2 separate regions of the Homo sapiens genome follow, and region 2 is linked to region 1. Evidence: read pairs that join two places in POLR2A ChIA-PET (ENCODE). Cell type or tissue: GM12878. All regions are shown on one strand. Each heading gives the region's core, and the rest is flanking DNA. Links, peaks and the distances in the headings are about the cores only. Region 1 overlaps PPP5C-AS1 (PPP5C antisense RNA 1). Region 2 overlaps ZC3H4 (zinc finger CCCH-type containing 4).

Evidence for each region. Peaks named below come from ENCODE experiments on the same cell type or tissue, not always from the same donor. Only the 100,000 strongest peaks of a DNase experiment are listed, where the experiment ranks them.
Region 2: POLR2A ChIA-PET joins it to region 1 with 11 read pairs; 1 of 35 experiments calls an interaction of 5 or more read pairs at or near these places.

What each region holds. Positions count from the first base shown.
Region 1 is chr19:46,394,016-46,402,925 of GRCh38, forward strand. All of the region lies in intron 1 of PPP5C-AS1 (PPP5C antisense RNA 1), which reads right to left. Among named protein-coding and RNA genes, the nearest start is that of PPP5C-AS1, 5.8 kb to the right of the region's middle. RefSeq lists an enhancer at 1-200. In GM12878, for the core only: a CTCF peak has its summit at 1,729 (motif pointing right); a DNase peak (open chromatin) is centred at 1,766.
Region 2 is chr19:47,100,673-47,113,574 of GRCh38, forward strand. ZC3H4 (zinc finger CCCH-type containing 4) reads right to left here. Exons shown (of 15, transcript NM_015168.2): 2 at 11,752-11,917. The coding sequence starts at 11,912. Among named protein-coding and RNA genes, the nearest start is that of ZC3H4, 6.7 kb to the right of the region's middle. RefSeq lists enhancers at 9,096-9,823, 11,281-12,009, 12,010-12,737, 12,617-12,776 and silencers at 9,226-9,463, 11,377-11,866, 12,117-12,206. In GM12878, for the core only: no CTCF peak of the experiment used is centred there; no DNase peak of the experiment used is centred there; H3K4me3 peaks cover 1,663 bases; H3K27ac peaks cover 1,613 bases.

The DNA of each region.
Region 1 (8,910 bases), core at 20-4,019:
TCTTGGACCCTTTCACGCTGTCTTTCCCCACCCCCATCTGTCAATGGCCATGATTAGATCACAGACCCAAGCTCTGGCCACCAGGGAAGGCAGAAAGATGACCTAACCTCCATAGCACCGGGTGGGGCCCCTGCCTCCCACCTGTGGGGGGTGTCAGTTGCTTGGCAGCCAGAGGGACAGAGGCCACCACCCCTCCCCTCCCGGCCAGCACCACAGATGGAGAAACTGGGCCCATGGTTCCCTCTGCCCACACCCTCCCATGGCTCTCATCTCCGTGGTCCAGCGGATGGGGGGAAACAGGTTGAGGAATTTGGACACTGGAAAATGGGTGGAAGCAGTTAAAACCTGAGGGGACCAGGAGGGGCAGGGTGGGCACCCATCTCAGATGAGTCGAAGAGCAGCAGGGTGATTTTCCATGCCCGGCCCCTTGGCTCTGTTCTAAGAGTTTACACGCATTAACATTTCATTCTAACTCAGTGAGTCAGACACTTTTCAGATGCCCATTTTACAGATAAGCAAGATAAGAAGTACAGAGAGGTTAAGTTACATGCTCAGAGTCACACAGCCAGCAAATGGCAGAACGGGACTTGAGCACCAGCTGACTGGCTGCAGAGTCTGTGCCCTGAGCCAGTTTGCAGTAGCATTGAGCACTTTATGTGTCAGGCAGTTTACAGGCACTTTGGGTCCTCGCAACAGCCCCATTTTACAGATGAGGAAACTGAGGCACAGAAGCAGCAATATACCTGAGGACACACAACTAGGAAGGAGGATAGAGCATATTCGGTGGGAGATAATAAAACCTTTGATGCCAAATGCTAAAATAATATTTGGGGAAAAGCTTTTGACCCCTTTTAGCAAACAAAAATTTTATGATGGCAAGAATTTATCCTGCTGGTTAATCTGATTTTTCCCTTTTTAGTACATGGGTGTTCCCTAACCTTACCCCTGAAGAGAAAACTCATGACTTCCCCCAGAGCTGTGCATTCTCAAAGCTTTTTTTTTTTTTTTTTTTTTTTTTTTCCTGAGATGGAGTCTTGCTCTGTCGCCCAGGTTGGAGTGCAGTGGCGCAATCTCGCTCACTGAAGCCTCCCCTCCCCCTCCTGGGTTCAAGCCTCGTAAGTAGCTGGGATTACAGGCGTGTGCCACCACGCCCAGCTAATTTTTGTATTTTTAGTAGAGACGGGGTTTCCCCATGTTAGTCAGGCTGGTCTCGAACTCCTGACCTCAAGTGATCTGCCCGCCTCGGCTGCCCAAAGTGCTGGGATTACAGGTGTGAGCCACTGCGCCCGGCCTCAAAGCATTTTTGTTAGCGGTCTTTTTAAGATTTCTCCACCGGGTGTGGTGGCTCACGCCTGTAATCTCAGCATTTTGGGAGGCCGCGGCGGGCAGATCACGAGGTCAGGAGTGTAACACCAGCCTGGCCAACATGGTGAAACCCCGTCTCCACTAAAAATACAAAAAAATTAGCCGGGCATGGTGGCACGTGCCTGTAATCCCAGCTACTCAGGAGGCTGAGGCAGGAGAATTGCTTGAACCAGGACCCAGGAGGCGGAGGTTGCAGTGAGCCGAGATGGCGCCACTGTATTCCAGCCTGGGCTACAGAGCGGGACTCCGTCTCAAAAAAAAAAAAAAAAAAAAAAAAAAAATTTCTCTTGTAACTGTTCTGTGATTGTCCACTGTATGGCGCTAGGGGGCGCTGTAACACCACGGTGTTTTATAGTCATTACAACACTCTTCCAGCAGATGGCGGCAAAGTGTTGGGGAAAGAGGGTGCCTTTTTGCCAATCCCCATATATTTTTCTAATTTTCTTTGTATGGTATGCAAACATTTCCAATGCTCAAAATTTGGTCTCAGCTACCATTCTAACTATTTGAGGCTTACGCTTCTCTGTTTCCCCTCCAATCTGGGCCGAAGTCTTCCTGTCAGTGAAACAGGGATGTTTAAAGGAGTTTTTTTGGGGCCCCTTTCCCAGAGCTGTCCTGATGGCCCATTTGGGGCAGTTTCTCTCTTTTTGGAGCGTGGAGCTGCTCTTAAGGCCCTGCCTGCTGGATTCTCAAATAGCATGGTGGACACTCCCCTCCAGACCTCCTCTGTGGGCCCAGCCTCCCCTCTCTTAGCCCCTTGGAGTTCCTGCCCCTTTTGGGCCCCAAAGTCCTGTCTCTAACTCAAAGACAGTTAGTTATCTGTGTTAAAATAAAATAACATGGGCCGGGCGTGGTGGCTCACGCCTGTAATCCCAGCACTTTGGGAGGCCGAGGTGGGCGGATGACCTGAGGTCAGGAGTTCGAGACCAGCCTGGCCAACATGGTGAGACCCGATCTCTACTAAAATTGTCAAAGAACAAATTAAGGTGTGGTGGCGGGTGCCTGTAATCTCAGTTACTCGGGAGGCTGAAGCAGGAGAATTGCTTGAACCCGGGAGGTGGAGGTTGCAGTGATCGGAGATCGTGCCAGCCTGGGTGACAGAGCAAGACTCCATCTCAAAAAATAAATAATTTTTTAAAAATGGAGACCAGGACTGAGAATTCCCCAAAGCAGACAAAAGCAGTTAGGCCATGTAAACACAACTTAATCTAGTTTGACTTCTGAATGTGAGTGAAACTTAGCTTATTCCCTGTAAATAAATGCTGCTGAGAATCATAAACAAAGCTGAAATCGCCTTCCAAAAGGATGTAAGACAATCACTTTTAACCGATCCCTTGTCATATGGAAGCCCCCACCATCATAGTCGGTCATCGTGAAGGTGAAGCCACCTCCTGGTTTTTGCTTTTTTTTTTTTTTTTTTTTTTTTGAGATGGAGTCTCGCTCTGTCGCCCAGGTTGGAGTGCAGTGGTGCGATCTTGGCTCACTGCAAGCTCCGCCTCCCGGGTTCACGCCATTCTCCTGCCTCAGCCTCCCGAGTAGCTGGGACTACAGGTGCCCGCCACCACGCCTGACTAATGTTTTGTATTTTTAGTAGAGACAAGGTTTCACTGTGTTACCCAGGATGGTCTCGATCTCCTGACCTCATGATCCACCCGCCTTGGTCTCCCAAAGTGCTAGGATTACAGGCGTGAGCCACCGCGCCTGGCCTTTTTTTTTTTTTTTTTTTTTTTTTTGAGATGGAGTCTCACTCTTGTCGCCCAGGCTGGAGTGCAGTGGTGCAATCTCCATTCACTGCAACCTCTGCCTCCTGGGTTCAAGCGATTCTCCTGCCTCAGCCTCCTGAGTAGCTGGGACTACAGGCACCCGCCACCATGCCTGGCTAATTTTGTGTATTTTTAGTAGAGATGGGGTTTCACTATGTTGGCTAGGCTAGTCTCGAACTCCTGACCTCGTGATCTGCCTGGCTCGGCCTCCCAGAGTGCTGGGATTACAGGCGTGAGCCACTGTGCCCGGCTGGTTTTTGCTTTCTAAGCCATCCTACACCAGCCTGCCTCTGAGTTGCTTACCGCTCAGATTGAAGTCTCCTGGATGACAATTCGTGCTTTTTGCATGACAATAAACTTTTTTTTCCCCCCCCTAATTGGAGCCTATTTTATTCTGGACATTTTGGGGGAATTAGAAGTGAGATTCAAAGAAGATCCCAAGGAGCCCTGACTGCAGGGAGTAACCAGGCATGGGCACCCACACAGCCAGCTGTGTTCACTACTTTCTTGCTAACCAAGGGGTTTGGGATAAGTCTTTTTCGGATCTGAGCTTCCTTCTCTTCACCTTTGAGCTCTCCGTTTGTCACACAAAAGGGGCCGATTCTGTTTGTTTCTATTTGTCTGTCTGAGTTTGAGCTCGGGTAAGTCATTCTTTCCTGTTCAATAATGGAGGAGGATCTGTGTTTCCCTGCATCCTAGAATGGTAACCCCCTGGCTAGACACCCCATAGCTTATTTGGCAGAGTCTCAGAGGAAACGAAGGCCAGGGTGCATTCAGAACATCCCAGTATTCTCCATCTAGAACTCTACCTGCTTATATGTTTAAGAACTATGGCCGGGCGCGGTGGCTCACACCTGTAATCCCAGCATTTTGGGAGGCCAAGGCAGGGCGGATCACTTGAGGTCAGGAGTTCAAGACCAGCCTGGCCAATATGGCGAAACCCCATCTCTACTAAGAATACAAAAATTAGCCGGGCATGGTGGCAGGAACCTGTAATCCCAGCTATTCCAGAGGCTGAGGCAGGAGAATCTCTTGAACCCAGGAGGTGGAGATTGCAGTAAGCCGAGATCGTGCCTCTGCACTGCACTCCAGCCTGGCAATACACCGAGACTCCATCTCAAATTCCCAGTGTCAGCCAGGCACAGTGGCTCATGCCTGTAATCCCAGCACTTTGGGATGCCAAGGCAGGGCGGATCACTTGAGGTCAGGAGTTCAAGACCAGCCTGGCCAATATGGCGAAACCCCATCTCCACTAAAAATACAAAAATTAGCCGGGCATGGTGGTGGGAGCCTGTAATCCCGGCTACTCCAGAGGCTGAGGCAGGAGAATCTCTTGAACCCAGGAGGCGGAGGTTGCAGTGAGCTGAGATCGCATCACTGCATTCCAGCCTGGGCAACAGCCAAAATACTGTCTCAAAAAAAAAAAAATAGATAGATAGATAGATAGATAGATAGATAGATAGATACATACATACATACATACATACATACATACATAGATTTTTATGGATCTCTCTGAGATCCCTGACACTGTATGGGCCTCTTCTTCCACAGATGTGGGCAAAATAAAAAATGCTGAACCTATGAAAATTCAGATTAATCTTTCAAAACCACTGTTGAAGTTGTCTCAGTACCCGCTTTACAAAAAGCCATACATGTGCAAACTCCTACAACAGAAGATTTAATGAAACGGGCTATTTCTTGTAATGTTCCTATCCTGTTTTAAAAAATGTACAGATGAGGATGGATATTTGTACAAGATCTCGATCTCCATGGGATCTTTACTACACCCATAAATAAAACATTTAAAAATGTCCCGTATACATATGTAACAAACCTGCACGTTGTGCACATGTACCCTAAAACTTAAAGTATAATTTAAAAAAAGTCCCATAGTGCCCAACCCCAACACCCTATTGATGAAGGTGCCAAATGATTCCAAATCGAATGGTTCACAGGAGTGGACATATGCTGTCTGTGGTTTTTTTTTTTTGTTTTTTTTTTTTCCCCAGACAGAGTCTCACTCTGTCGCCCAGGCTGGAGTGCAGTGGCGGGATCTCGGCTCACTGCAACCTCCGCCTCCCGGGTTCAAGCAATTCTCCTGCCTCACCCTCCCGAGTAGCTGGGATTACAGGCGTGCGCCACCGCGCCTGGCCCCAACCTGCATTTTCATTGGTTGCAGGGATAAAAGGCAAGTCCCACCAGAAAATCAATGCCAACCAGGAACTGAGGGTGGCGGTGTTCAGTCTGTTCCCAGGGTTTTGAGAACTGGTGCAGTGCCTAACAAGCACACACGTTCCCCTTAGTAAGGAAATACGGTTAAGAATGAAGTAAAAAAAAAATTGTTTTCTTTCAATTTATGTGTCTATATATTTTCATTTTTTATGTTAATAAAGACAAGGTCTCGCTATGTTGCCCAGGCTGATCTCAAACTCCTTAGCTCTACATATTTTCAAATGGCTACTAACTTCTTAGGACATAAGAGCTTAGGTTGTTTAGACCTCACCAGATGAGAATGGAACTGTTAGGTATTTCTTTGGGGGCGCTATGGAAAAAATGACTGAATTACTAAGGTCTGGTGCACCAAGCAAGTCCAGAGCCACCTGCACCAGGGCACAGGGGTTGAGAGCCTGGGCTCTGGAGTCAGAAGACCTAGGTTTGCCACCTCACTTTGCCATCCTTGGGCATTGTGCGACCTCTGCGCCTGTAAAACGGGAATAGTTAACAGTTGTGGGATTAGTGACAAAGCCCATAGAAAACATTCAGACAGGCCGGGCGTGGTGGCGGGCGCCTGTAGTCCCAGCTACTCGGGAGGCTGAGGCAGGAGAATGGCGTGAACCCGGGAGGCGGAGCTTGCAGTGAGCCGAGATCGTGCCACTGCACTCCAGCCTGGGCGACAGAGCGAGACTCCCTCTCAAAAACAAACGAACAAAAACATTCAGACAATCCCTGGCATGTCTTAGCAGGCGATAAATGTTAGTTTTATAAATTTATTTATTTAACCAAAATGGACTCATTCTACATATGTATTTCTATCATTTTTTTCCTTATTATTATCTGGACATTTTTTTCTAGGCAGGCCTGTAAGGATCTTTCTTTCTTTCTCTTGCCTTCCTTCTTTTTTTTCTTTTTTCTTTTTTTTTTTTTTTTTTTTTTTTGAGACAGGGTCTTGCTCTGTCACTCGGGTTGGAGTGCAGTAGCACGATCTCAGCTAACTGCAGCCTCCATCTCCTGGGCTCAAGCTATCTCCTCCCACCTCAGCCTCCTGAATAGCTGGGAACACATGCCACCACGCCCGACTAATTTTTTGTAGAGACAGGGTTTCACCATGTTGCCCAGTCTTTTCTCACTCCTGAGCTCAAGCCATCCTCCTGCCTCAGCCTCCCAAAGTGCTGGAATTATAGGCATGAGCCACTGCGCCTGGGCAACTGTTCTTTCTAATAGCCCCCTAGTCTGCATCCTTCAGGGACTTCTTAAAGTAAAAACGTCCAGCCAGGCGCAGTGGCTCACGCCTGTAATCCCAGCACTTTGGGAGGCCGAGGTGGGTGGATCACGAGGTCAGGAGATCAAGACCACCCTGGCCAATATGGTGAAACCCCGTCTCTACTAAAAATACAAAAATTAGCCGGGCATGGTGACACGTGCCTGTAATCTCAGCTACTCGGAGGCTGAGGCAAGAGAATCACTGGAACCAGGGAGCTGGAGGTTGCAGTGAGCTGAGATTGCACCACTGCACTCCAACCTGGTGACAGAGCGAGACTCCGTCTCAAAAAAAAAAAAAAAAAAAGAAAAAAGAACTCCAAGACTTCAAGGTTCCCCTGAAGCTTGGATGCAAACGTAAAGCCTGACCTATCCTCATTGATAAATAGGCCCTTATTCTCCCTTCCCTTCCATTACTTCCCTCCTTCTCATAGGAAGGCATTCCATTTCTTCATCCTGCCATTTGAGGCCTCTGCCTCTGTGTCCTGCCCTGGCTAAGGCCCCTGCCTCTGTCTCCACCATGCCTTGTGACCCTGGAGAGGTCCCTCAATTCCTTAAGCCACAGGTTCCTCATCTATATAATGGGGATGATAATAATAGAAGCTGCATCCCTGGGCTGCTGTGAGAATTACAGAGTTCAACCCCCAAGGCTATGACGAATCTGCCCGTAGTAAAGAGTGAGGCTGGGGGCGGTGGCTCACCCCTGTAATCCCAGCACTTTGGGAGGCCAAGGCAGGTGGATCACTTGAGATCAGGAGTTCAAGACCAGCCAGGCCAACATGGTGAAACCCCGTCTCTACTAAAAATACAAAAATTAGCCAGGTGTGGTGGCAGGAGCCTGTAATCCCAGCCATTAGGGAGGCCGAGGGCAGAAGAATCGCTTGAGCCCGGGAGGCAAAGGTTGCAGTGAACCGAGATCGCTTCACTGCCCTCCAGCCTGGGTGACAAAGCGAGACTCCTTCTCAAAAACAAACAAACAAAAAACCAAACTGTTCCCCTGAACTTGTTTTTTTGTGGCAGCGGGTGGCAGCTGGGCCTGTCAGATAGAGGCTGATTTGGAATCAAGACATCGGTCTTTTGGGGCAACCGTTCAGATTCTGTGAGTTTGAAACCACAAATGCCAAAGTTTAAATTGGGAGACTGGACCCTGCAGGCACTATTTAAATCCCTTTTTGTGTTACAAATAGTGAACCCCCCCTGCTGCCATCTGCAGGCCACTAAAGTGTCCATTCCACATCTGAGTCCTGGGCGATTCTGAAGTGGGATCCCGAGGACAGAGATACTAATAAGTTGGCTCACGCCTGTAATCGCAGCACTTTGGGAGGCCGAGGCACGCAGATCACGAGGTCAGGAGTTCGAGACCAGCCTGGCCAACATGGTGAAACCTCGTCTCTACTAAAAATACAAAAAATTAGCTGGGTGAGGTGGCGGGAGCCTGTAATCCCAGCTACTCAGGAGGCTGAGGTAGGAGAATCACTTGAAACCAGAAGGCGGAGGTTGCAGTGAGCTGAGATTGTGCCACTGCACTCCAGCCTGGGCGACAGAGCGAGACTCCGTCAAGAAAGGAAGGGAGGAAGGGAGGAAGGAAGGAAGGAAGGGAGGGAGGGAGGAAGGAAGGAAGGAAGGGAAAGGAAGGAAATGAAGGAATAAGAAAAAAGAAAATAAAAGCAAAGGAAAAGAAAAGAGAAAAGAAAAGAAGAAAGAAAAAGTTGTGTCCATTCCCGAGTCAAACTTAGACTCCGGACCTCTTTTCCCAGCTGCCGCCAGGGGGCGCAACGTGGCTCATTGTCTCCAAAAAACAGCCGCTGTCAATTCTTCCCTTCCCCGTATGCCCCTGGTACCTCCCCCCGTCAAGAGGTGAAGTCTATTTCCCTTCCGCTTGAATCCAGACTAGCCTTATGACTTGGTTTGACCAAGAAGTTGAGTCCCATCGAATGACTCCTCTTCTCTTCAAATCCTCTTATGGCTTCCTATGTCACTAAAGGTCAAAGCCAGAGTCCTTATAACAGGGTCTGGACCTGTTCAGTGCAGCAGCCACTACTGACATGGGGATATTTTAATTTCAATGTAACTAAATACAATTAAACATCCACATCCTGAAGTCACAGTAGCTACATCGCAAGTGCTCAAGAGCCACACGTGGCCAGTGGCTACCACATCACGCAGTGCTGGTGCAGGACACTGCCACCATCGCACGCAGTTCTCTTGCACAGCTCAGGTCTACACACTCCGCCTCCATCTCACCCCCTGCCTTGTTTCCCACCTCCCTCTCTGTGTCTCCCCCCGTGGCTTCAGCCACCCA
Region 2 (12,902 bases), core at 4,160-8,159, 710 kb after region 1:
TTTGTAGAAAGGTTTTTTGTTTTGTTTTATTGTCTTTTCTTTTGAGACGGGGATCTTACTCTGTCGCCCAGGCTGGAGTGCAGTGGCGTGATTTCGGCTCACTGCAACCTTCGCCTCCTGGGTTCAAGTGATTCTCATTCCTCAGCCTCCTGAGTACTGGGATTACTGACACCTGCCACCGCGTCCAGATAATTTTTGTATTTTTAGTAGAAACAGGGTTTCGCCATGTTGGCCAGGCTGGTCTCGAACTCCTGACCTCAGGTGATCCGCCTGCCTCAGCCTCCCAAAGTGCTGGGATTACAGGTGTGAGCCAACACACGCGGCCTGTAGTTATGTTTTTAAATAATCATAAAGTTAGAGATTCATACTGAAGAATCTACAGGTATAGGCCAGACACAGTGGCTCATGCCTGTAATCCCAGCATTTTGGGAGGCCAACAGGCGGATCACTTGAGCCCTGGAATTTGAGACCAGCCTGGGCAACATGAGGAAACCCCATCTCTACAATAAATACAAAACTTAGCCTGGCAGCATGTGCTTGTAGTCCCAGCTACTCAAGAGGCTAAGGCGAGAGGATCGATTCAGCCAGGAGGTCGAGGCTGCAGTGAGCTATGATTGCACCACTGCCCTCCAGCCTGGGCAACAGAGTGAGACCCTGTCAGACTGCTTGAGCCCAGGAGTTAGAGACCAGCCTGGGCAACACAGTTAGACCCCGTCTCCACAAATAATTTAAAGACAGGGTCTCTCTATGTTGCCCAGGCTGGTCTTGAACTCTTGGACTAAAGCCTGCCTTGGCCTTCTCCTGCCTTGGCCTCCCAAAGTTCTGGGATTAGAGGCATGAGCCATTGCACCCAGCCTCTATAAATAACTAAAAAAAATTTTTTTTCCATAATAAAAAGTTAAGAAAGAAAAAAGTTCTGGCCAGGTACGGTGGCTCATGCCAGTAATCCCAGCACTTTGGGAGGCTGAGGCGGGCGGATCACTAGATCAGGAGTTCGAGACCAGCCTGACCAACGTGGAGAAACCCCATCTCTACTAAAAATACAAAAATTAGCTGGGCGTGGTGGCGCACGACTGTAATCCCAGCTACTCAGGAGGCTGAGGCAGGAGAATCACTTGAACCTGGGAGGCAGAGGTTGCAATGAGCGATCGCACCACTGCACTCCAGCCTGGGCAACAGAGCAAGACTCTGTCTCGAAAAAAAAAAAAAAAATTAGCCGGGCATGGTGGCACACGCCTGTAGTCCCAGCTACTTGGGAGACTGAGGCAGGAGAATTGCTTGAACCCATGAGGTGGAGGTTGCAGTAAGCTGAGACCATGCCATTGCACTCCAGCCTGGGTGACAGATTGAGACTTCGTCTCAAAAAAAAAGAAAAAGAAAACAAGAACTTCCAAGTGGGACAACTCAGCAATGTGAGGAGAGGCTGCAAGGTCCCCAAGCAGTTATTTAATAATTTCCCAGCAGAGAGCTGGAATCTGGGCTTGCAGGCCTCCACACTCCTCACCAAGGCCTAAACAGGCTCAGAGACAAGAAGGAATTTGCCCATGGGGTCACAGCAGGAAGAAGCAGAACTAGAAACTAAGTCCAGTACTTTTGGATGCAAAGACCAGCTCTTAACCTCTACAAATTATTTGACAACTACAAATTATGTCAAAAAGAGTAATTTGCTAAACAGGTCAACTGACAAAACAACGCCCACCCTGAAATGTATAATCGAGTAGGGAAAAATAAGATATACATACATAAAACAGACTTCATGAATCAGTATTCCAAGAAATGCCAGAATGAGGTACCAAGACTTTGGGCAAATTCCTTAAACACTCTGCACCCCAGTCTCCATAACTGTGCAGCACAGGCAACCATGGAGTCCCCAGGATGGTGTCATGGGAGAATCCCATGAGGCCATGTAACACAAGCACTTAGCAGGAACCTTGCCCAGAATAAATGCTTAGGAGTAAAACCTACCCAAACACAAAGACACAAGGCCGATACGGTCCTTCCAATATCAAGTGAAGGAAATGGTAGCATTTCAAAAACCTAACCAAAGACATCTGGATAGAGAATAAGGGCTCATGGAAAGACCGAAGGAATTCTGGCAAAAAAAAAAAAAAAATAGGACTCATCCCAACACAAAGAGAAAGCAATACAAAAATCCCAGGGAGTGAAATTCCAAAGTCCCCTAATATGAAACGAATGCCTTCGCCCCCAAGTGTGCAGTGTCCACTCTGGGGTTTGTCCAAGCATGCAAACCACTTAGGCAGAACATTTCTGTAAAGCTTCAAACAGGCTGACCGTGAAAAAACCCAGCCTGCTAAAAGGAAGCTTGTGGAGACAAAGATGCCATTTTTTTTGCCTGAGTATCTATTCTTCCACTCCCACGAGCTCTGAAAATTTGCATTCTTGAGCAAAGGTATCTATCCCTCAGATCCAAGTTACTCCTGGCAGATGAACCTCTGGAATTTGCTTCTCAGCAATGAAGAGTTTTCTAACCACCTTCTCATGCCAACTAAGCTTCAGATGGTTTAAAGCTGCAAAGATCATGGTTTTCATCAGAGGACCGATTTCTATCACTCCAGAGGAGAAAGTCTAATAATTTAACTTATGAACTAAGACTTCTCTTTGTTTATAATTATTTATTTATTTATTTCTACACAGGGTCTTGCTCTGTCACCCAGGCTGGAGTGCAGTGGTGTGATCATTGGTTCAATGCAGCCTTGATCTCCTGGGCTCAAGCAATCTTCCCACGTCAGCCTCCCAAGTAGATGGGACTACAAGCATGCACCACCATGCCCAGCTAATTTTTGTATTTTTTGTAGAGACAGGGTTTCAGGCCGGGCGCAGTGGCTCATACCTGTAATCTCATTACTTTGGGAGGACAAGGCAGGCAGATCACTTGAGATCAGGAGTTCGAGACCAGCCTGGCCAACATGGTAAAACCCTGTCTCCACTAAAAATATAAAAATCAGCCCGTTGGCCGGGCACAGTGGCTCATGCCTGTAATCCCAGCACTTTGGGAGGACGAGGCGGGCGGATCACGAGGTCAGGAGATTTAGACCATCTGGGCTAACATGGTGAAACCCCGTCTCTACTAAAAAAAAAAAAAAAAAAAAACTACAAAAAAATAAGCCAGGCGTGGTGGCAGGCGCCTGTAGTCCCAGCTACTCAGGAGGCTGAGGCAGGAGAATGGCATGAACCCGGGAGGCAGAGCTTGCAGTGAGCTGAAATCGTGCCACTGCACTCCGGCCTGGGTGAAAGAGCGAGACTCCGTCTTAAAAAATATGTAAAAATAAAAATAAACAAATAAATAAGAGATCTGGGCCTAAGATTCTTGAGATTTGTTCATATACCACCTAAAGAATTTCTTAGCCAGGCGCAGTGGCTCACGCCTGTAATCCCAGCACTTTGGGAGGCCAAGACAGGTGGATCACCTGAGGTCAGTAGTTCAAGACCAGCCTGGCCAACATGGTAAAACCCCATCTCTACTAAAAACACAAAAATTAGCTGGGTGTGGTGGCGCACACCTGTAATCCCAACTACTCAGGAGGCTGAGGCAGGAGAATCGCTTGAACCCAGGAGGCAGAGGTTGCAGTGAGCTGAGATCATGCCATTGCACTCCAGCCTACGTGACAGAGTAAGACTCTGTCTAAAATAATAATAATAATAATTTCTTAAAAAGAACTGATACAACCTATTCGTTAATTTCTAGTCACCTGTGGGTTCCTTAAGGGCAGACAAGAATGAGGTTCACAGTAACCCCACATTTCCAAGGGCCCAGCACAGGGCCAGGTACAGATTGGGTACATGCTCAGTGCATATTCTATATGAAGTATCAATCTCAGCTCTCATACCCTTTTGGTCAATTTCATCAATAGAAACAGTAACTAATTTCCAAGAAAACTTTTTCAGCAACCTGTATCACTTAAAACTTTGACACAAACTCATTCAAGTGTTTATCAAGGGTTTCCAAATAAGCTTGAAAGTGATGGATGCACAGACTGAACAGAGGAGACAGGCCCTGCCTCGGATGCAGCCCACCCGTGTGGCCCACAAGCTTCAGTTACTGTGACTGCTCTCGTTCCCCGTGGAGTGGCAGGGCCTGCCTGGAATCCCAAGGAAACCTAAGCCCTGGTGTCTGTTAGGAAAATGAGGAGGGCAATAATCCAAGCCACCTGCAACAGACTTTTGGCCAAGCGACACTAGCGTCTGGGCCCAGCTCCCTCGGTTAGGCCATAGCAGGGATGTAATGGCCATGATCCACTTCCACACGGGACCTCAAGAAGTCTCCAGTTACTTCTAATGAATGAAAATCCCTTCCATTTAAGAGGGTTTAAAAGCCTAGGCTTGGGCCTCTACATTCACTGAAAGGAGTGGAACGCAGGGAGAATGGAGCCACAGTGGACTGAGGAAACAGTTAACACCCCCACCCTCTCGAGGGCCAACTTTAAATGGAATATCTATATTCCCTCCTCATTCCTTCCCACCACAAAAAAAATGACAATGGCTGCTGTGCAGGCATACCAGACAGTGCATACCATATCACGTGGTGGGCAGCAACTTTCTACTCAACTCTGCTGCTGTAACGTAGAAGCAGCCACTGATGATATAAATGAATGAGTATGGCTGTGTGCCAATAAACTTTACCTACTGGCCAGGCGCGGTGGCTCATACCTGTAATCCTATCACTTTGGGAGGCCAAGGAGGGTGGATCACTCGAGGTCACGAGTTCAAGACCAGCCTGGCCAACACGGTGAAACCCCATCTCTACTAAAAACACAGAAATTAGCTGAGCATGTGGTGTGCGCCTGTAATCCCAGCTACTCAGGAGGCTGAAGCAGGAGAATCCCTTGAACCAGGAGGCAGAGGTTGCAGTGAGCCAAGATCATGCCACCGCACTCCAGCCTGGGTGACAGAGCAAGATTCTGTCTCAAAACAACACAAACCAACAAAAAAACACTTTACCTACAAAAACAGGCTGGGTGGGCTGGCTTTGGCCCGAGAATCATAGTTTGCCGACCCCTAGCCTGGATGCAACGGCTTTCACACTTTTTGACACTGACCCACATCTGCTTCTTTGCATTTCTCCCAAACAAAAGTTTCCAGAAGCCACATTTAAATGCATTCTGCTTTTTCTCTCCTCTTCCATTTCCTTGGTTTTCCAATGCAAAAGAAAAAGATCAATAATTGGACTTCATATCCCACTAGTGGCTATACCCCACAGTCTGAAAAATAGCACACCAGATCCACCACAGTATAATGGTATGTATAGAGATGGGGTCTGAGTACCAGCCACCCCGGGTTCTAACTCTGCCTGCAGCACACACTTGTTTTGTGACCTGGGACAAGTGACTTCACCTCTCTGTTTTGGTTTCTCCTCAAACAGCAGAGGTAAAGGTTAAATGAGCTAATGCATGAGAAGCACTCAGAAGGGCTCTGGCAGATAATCTTTGACCTTCAGGTCAATTGTGCACAAATGGCACTGTTGCCCCTTCGGAAAGACAAAGACACTGACTTAGGAGATGAACTCAAGAATCACATCCAGTTTGCCTAACTCCCCCAACCATAGCTGTCCACCACCCATCACTCTCAGCAGAGGGCCAATCCCGTGTGGAGAGAACATGGCAGCACCCAGGCAGACATGGTGGCTTATACCTGTAATCCCAGCACTTTGGGAGGCTGAGGTGGAGGATCATTGAAGCCAAGAGTTCGAGGCTGCAGTGAGCTATTAATACTATGAGGTGCCACTGCATTCCAGCCTGGGCAACAGAGCAAAACCCTGTCTCAATAAAAGAGAAAAAACAAAGCTTTTGGCTCTGGAGTTCACTCTATCCTTTCTGGGACAACTGACAGGCATGACCAGGAACCTGATGGGCCTGCCTGTGATCTAGCCACTGAGCCTAACCTTCAAATTAATTAAGGCATCTGCTTTCCAAGTGCATATTAGTAAGCTGCAAGCAGCAGCAGCAACCCTTTATCGTGGCCAGAAACTGTAGAAGGTAGGCCAGACACAGAGGAAGGGAATACGAAGCCTGGTAAAGGCAGTAACAACCCTAGCCCGACTCTAAATAAAGTCTTCATGATAGAAGGGTTCTCTGCACACTCAGAAAACTCTTGGGCTCCAAGAAAAGCCGGGGAGGAACTCAGTTACTGAATGAACAAAACCTTATCTGACTCAGCCAGATCCCAAAGGAGTGAAGAATCCTGGAGCTGGATGAGACCTTGTTCATTCCCCTCTGGAGAGAGTAAAGGACTTGCGTGGGGAAACTGACTAGTTTGCAGTGGTATGAGATTCTAGATCCCTGGCTTCCCAGTTCTCAGAAGCCCTACTGAGACTACAGCACTGACTCGGACTCTAATTGCAAAAGATGAACACAGGAGGTACAGTCAGCATTAAGCTCCAGACAGTATGACCATTTGAGCATCCATAAAAAGACACTGAGCAAGCAAGAAATATCTTAAGATGGCTTCCACTTAGTGTCAACCCCAATTGGCTCCCTGCAATTAAATAAGCTGACCAGAACCCTAAGAGATGAAAGATAAATGCACTTCCTTCAAAAATAGATGTTATTCTTACTTCTGTTTATACACCAACTGTAAAAGTTCTGTTTCAAATTCTTCTCTAGTAGGGAAAGCAGGAAGATTCACTGAATGCTGGCATTGTGTGGGTGTCCCCAAATGCACTCATTTGACCACAAGGACCCTGAGAAGTGGGCATTTTATACTCGATGCCTACTGCACACTGCCGGGGAGAAGCCAGGCCTGAACAGTTTTATCTGGCTCCAAAGTCCACAGTCTTCCTCCACATCCTGTTGCCACCTCCGACATTCAAAAAGATGTCACCACTTGCCTGACAAACAGGGCACTGAGTCACCTATTCACACAGATGCGAAATGGCAAAAAAAATACACGAGAAAGATCCTTTATGCAGACCAGTTTGGCCAGAAGCAGCAAACTATGCTCTCAGCAAATAATCCTGCGTTCTGTTAAGAAAAAAAAAAAAAAAAAGTAACAGGACACAACTAAATCTAGCACCAACCAAGAGGCCGTATCTTCATTTTTGTCAACAACTACTAAGAGTCACCCCAATGGGTGATGTGCCAGAAATCTATTTAAAATAAACTGCCTATCGCACCTCATTACATCACCAGTGAAACTGTACACAATGTCTTCAAAACTGCATCTGCATTAACTCCTAAAAGCAAAAGCGTTCTGCAGCAAAGACAAGGCCAAGAAACTGGGAGTCAAACCCATGAAGTTTGGCTCCCCCCAATCAATCTCATTTTTACTTTAACTTATCCCCATGAACTTGACATGCCACCCAGACAAACTGGCAGCTTTTCCATCCTATTAGGTTTTAATTATGAAACTGGCTTCATACCATGTTATTCGGAGAGGAGTCCCTCCACCAATGAGGCTGCTCCTACAGTCTCTGATCTGCTGAATAAATACCAATTGCCAGAAATCTCAGGAGTCATCCTTTTTTCTTAGCTGTGCTGCCAAGGCACAGGTTAAGCGCCTGGCTCAATTCAGCTACTTTGCTTGCTATTCACTCTGTCACTCAACTCTCGGTGTGAATCGGACCCAGTTGCTCTGGCACTAGAATTACTGTTCGTGGGGACCAAAATTAAGTTCTCTAGAATCTGGTTTGACTTGATAGCTATCCACGGAGACCTGGAAATAGTTTCATTAGCAATTTTCACCAGAGGTATTTACTGTAACTGGATCTGACCTCTATGGAGAGATGTTTCTACAGGCCCAATAGCCATAAAAATGTAACAAAAGGAAGTGAAGGACCCTCAGACAGCCATTTCTCTCCCATCAGGGAAGAAGGTAAAAGATCTAAGAGCAAGAAGCAGAGGTGTAGGCACCGTTAAATAAATTACTAACCAGGCCCAATATGAAATTGCTCTACATTCAACTGTATGGAAACGCAAGAGTCAAAACCGTTCATCTTTAACTTGCCAGGCAGTTGAACAGCCAGGTCCACAGGTACAAAACAATTCTCCCCTGGGATCAGCCTTCCTGGCTGTGGAAAAACCACAGCAGTGGCTTACTAAAATAGCTGGCTCTACTTAGAGAAAACTATGGCTTATAAAGAAATCAAAAATTTAAACCTTCAGAGCAGAGCAAAATTGTACCTGGGGGAGAGGACAGGCCATGAATTAGTCATTTTGGGGAACCGCATTTTTTTCTTTTAAAGAGCAAATTTGAGGGGAATTAAAAAAATAAAGGAGTTTTAAAAAATAAAGGGGTTTTATGACGAGAACATCCATATTTCCATGGTCACAACAGACTTTTTTTCTACTAGGAGACTTTGATTTGCTTTCAAGTTAAATCTCTCACCCAGAGAAAATAAAAATGTAAAAGTTTGTAAGTGTATAATAAGATTTGTTATTAAATCAGGGATTCTGAGTGACACCCTTTTCTTTTTTTTTGCAACATCCATTAATTTGATTTTTAACTAATACTGGTACATCAGTCTGGGGGGAAAAAAGGCAGTACTGTGACATTTCAAAAACAGATTACCAAAATACAGTTTTTGACTTAATTACTGGGGCTTCTAGGTCTTAATGGATGAGATTTCTTTGAGAATGGAAAACAATAAACCGTTGTGTTGACATGCCTGTGAGCTTTTTAAATGCTTGGGGAAATAGTTTCAAATTCACTGAACATTGCTAAAAAATTTCACTTACAAAAGAAATCTCATTTCCTTAACGTTTCTTTTTAAAAGTCAATTTAAATAAGCAACTTAGTAGCCTTTGGAACTTGGGTCATCAGTCATCCAGTTTCTGTTCTCAGCTCCTGGAGAAAGAATTTTACAAAGGATGGGAAACTTCAAATAAGTGCAATTCATTTTGGGCTGACCCAGTGCCCTGGATAATGTGTTTTGTTCGGTTCGTGCTTCAGACATTTCTTGCAGGATATCGTAGTTTGGAGATTTCTTCCTCCCGTAACTGATTTTACATACCTAGGATCACCACTCTACGGCAGTTGTGAACATATTAAGAGGAAGAAAACAAGTGGCCTATTGAATTGCAGTTTCCTCATCTACATGTGCGTGACCTTTTTTCCTTGTAAGAAGGAAAAAAACAAAACGGTTCTTTTGGAGAGGGCCAGGGTTCTCTAAGTATGTCAGGGATCAAAAGTGGGAAACTGGGAAAATGCAACTTCAACGTGTTTTGTCTTTTAACGGAACTTATGCTTGTAAAACACATCAGAAGTACAGTGTTTGGTTCTGCAAGTCATTTCTGTTGTTGTTTTTTCCTTGTTACGTGGAGGCCGGGGGGACTGGGGGCTGGAGGAGGTGTTCCCTCCAACATGACTGGGCGTGTAACACGTTTGCATCAACTTTTCACAGTCAGACATGTGCTTTCGAACAAAGGAGCAGTGGAGACAGGCAGAGATGGGGGCTTGACACAGTTTACAGATTTTGTGCTTCAACAGTACTTTACAAATGACTTGCTCAATTTTAACGTCCATCACCACAAGAGACATTGGAGTAAAATGAGAAAATTGGAGCTACTTGAACCAATCTTTTTTGGGGAGTGGGGGGGAGGGGAACCATTAATTTGAATACCTGCATCATAAATCAAATCCAGTAAGCTTGTCTCCTACAAATGGACTTGAAGTATCCACTTTCTTCAAAGATGAAGGCTGGAGACAAAGCAATGGATTGAAATGGAAAGAAGGATGCCAAGGGTCTGAAAACATACGGGCCTTTTACATCGATTTTTGTCATGTTACAGTAACACACTTTTTTTTCTGAGAAAACTGTGTACGTCAAATTTTAAAAATTAAACATTGAAAGGATGTGCAAGTCTAAAAGGGCTCAACAGGGTTAGAATCCTGATTCGAACATATCAATTCACTCTCAAGCATCACTTTGGTCTAAAGGCGAGGAGGAAGGCAGGCAGTAAAGGGAGAAAAAGAGGGAGATCATTGAATTACTCAATAAAAGAGGCTACTTACCATCCCAACCCATTGTAAGACATACACTTCTGACATAAGAGAACTCCTTAGAGGTCGAATAAAGCGTGTAAGCACCTTTGAGTAATGCACCTGCCCCCGGAGAGGGGGCCCGGAAGCCCAACGAGGGCTTAGCGAACAGACCTTTGCTAATCTGTTTATTTCCTTGAACTGGAGTCGGGCTGCGATGGGCTGCGATTCCCAGGACGATACATTTAATTAGAACAAAACAGAAAAAAAAAATGTTGTAAAAGCTCACCAAACTGCTGCACTTGTGTCTCTGAATGTGGGTGGCATTTCTTTTAAAAGGCAAAGTATGGTCTGTGAAGGAGAAAGGGGAAAGGGGAGGTGGGAGTGGGGAGAAGGGGTCGTACGTACAGCCTGGCAAGGGAAGCCCTGGCTGAGACCCCCCGGCTAAGGAAGGGTCCTCAGCGGCTCCCCAGCCAGGGCTGCGACGGAGTAGCCATCTGTCCAGAGCGTTCTCTTCCCCTCTCCACCCCCATTCCCTCCAAGACTCGCTTTCCTGCCGGCTGAAACCCACCGTCCGTGTCCAAACCTACTCTCCAGCCGCCTCTTCTCTCGCCCCACCAGGAAACAGTGGGCGAACCCTGCACCCCAACTCCTTCTGCTCGAGCAGGGGAAGGAAACGGGGCCCCAACCTCGCCCTGAAACGCGCCGGGCTGACCCCATTATCACCCGCCAGCCAGAGAAGGGCGTGGGGGGCCCGCGTTTCGGACTTAATAAAGAGAAGGGGGCGCTTCCTTTAACGCCCTGCCAAAGCACAAGGAAATCTCCTTTTCTCTCCCGGAAGAGACGGTGCCCCATTTTACCCCGACAGAGGGGGGAACCCCAGGAGAAAGCGCGGGACCAACTTCCTCTCCCTACAAGGCAGGGAAACCAAACCTTACCCCCGCAAAACAAGGCTGAGAATCCTCCCTCACGTCACCTACCTACGAAAAGCGAGAGGACCCCTGCCCTTTAGCAAAAACACGGGGAAGAGTCTTCTCTAAAAAAATAGGCTGGGGTTTTCATCAAAAGGGCTGGAGATGCATCTCCCCCCTCCCCAATTCGGCCTTCTAGGGGATAGCTAAAAAACACCCCCCGCCAAAAAATACAAGTGCTATAGAGCACCCACCCAAATGACCCCCAATTACAAGGATGGAGAAGGGACCTGAATGAACCCCCACCTTCTGCCTCCTAAGCTAAAGTACCTATCATCCAAGTAGGACAGGGTGTGCCTCCCCCAGGAGAAAGGATACTGCCGGGGGCTGGGAGACCCCCAACCCCAAACCCCTAAGAGCGGGGCTGTTGTTCGAGATCCCCCCAAAAAGGGTCCGGAGCCCCTCCCCCATCCCCTTCCCCGAAGCCAGGCGACGGGCAAGCGGGCCCGTAGCTGCCAGCTCCGGGCGCAGGGGCAGCCAGGACCCCCGTGGGTCTCCGCAGCACCCCCCACGGCGCCCCCTCCCCAGGACAGGCGGACGGGCGCGGGGGGTCCGAGGGGCGCCTCCTCACCTTCCCCTCAGCATGGCGCCCAAAAAAGACAGAGCGAGAGCGAGGGAGAGCGGGCGAGCGCCGCGAGGGGGGGGAAACGCATGAGGCCGGGAGAGAAAGCAAGCGAGAAAGAGCGAGCGAGCAAGCGATCGAGAGACACCCACCGACCCCGCCCTTCCTCCTCCTCCTCCTCCTCCTCCTCCTCCGCGGCCCGGCCCAACATGGCGGCCGCCCCCCTTCCTCCTCCTCCTCTTCCTCCCCCCGGGGACGCAGCCCCGGCCCAACCGGGGGCCTGACCTGTCGTCAGGGAGCGGGAGGCGGTGGTGGAGGAGGTGCGGGGTGGCCGGGCGGGCGTCGGGGGAACACGGAGGAGGCGAAGGCGTTGATGGCGGCGGCGGCGATGGCGGCGGCGGCGACTCTGATGGCGGCGGCGGGGGGGTCCCGGGCGCGGCCTCCATAGTTCCTTTGGGGGGGAGGGGATGTTAATGCACGAAAAAGGACTGCTTGGGCGTGGCGGGAGGGGCACACTTAAGCTCGGAGGGCTCCTGATGGGAATGGGGTATATATTTTTTCGGTTTCGGAATCACCTCTGCGCTGACCTCCGCGTAGGCCGCACGGCCTAGGCCTCGGAGGGCCGCTCGCCGCCTGCTTTCTCCGCAGCCCACCCTTGCGGTCACTCGCTCACTGGCGCGGGGCCCTCATAGGGGCGAGAGCCCCCCCCCCACGCACCCCCGGGGGGCGGGACACCCGGGAGACACGGACACTGGTGGGTGGTTGGGTGTAATTAGCGCGGGCCGCGCGCGATGGAGCAAGCGAAGGGTAAGGGGAGAAGAGGAGAGCGAGCGAGGGGGGTGGGGGGTTAAAAAGAAAAAAAGGATTTGAGGGAGAGAGGGAACGGGCCGCGGAGACGGGCCGACTGTCTCCCTTCTCTGCCCGCCCTGGGTGCCCCGGCTGCCCGGCCCCCGCCGCAATCAGGAATTGACACAAAATGGCGGCTCGGCCCGAACCAGCCTAGAGGCTGAGGCGGGAGGAAGGGTGAGATGGGAGGGGGAACTGAGAGGCGGAGGCGGAGGCCGTGTCACGTGCAGGAGAGGGGTAGAGACCGCTTGCCCGAAGGCCGGCGGAAAGAGCCGAAGGCAAAGGGCGAGGCCGAGGGGAGGCGGAAATAGCCGAAAGGAGCTGAGCAGGAGCGAGGAGGCGACGGGGGAGAGCCAGAAAGAGCTGAAGGTGGTGATATGGGTGGGGCTAGAGAGAGCATGAGAAACCTAGGGGAGCCATAAATAGCCTAAGCCGATCGGGACCGGGGAAGGAGGAGAAACTGAGACGGTCCGGAAAGAGCCGAAAGCGGTGTCCGGGTGGGTGGCAGGAGGTGGAAACAGCCGAAAGAAAAGCAGCCAGGGTAATGCGATTAAGAGAATGAGCTGAACGGGCGGGGCTGAAGGGGAGAA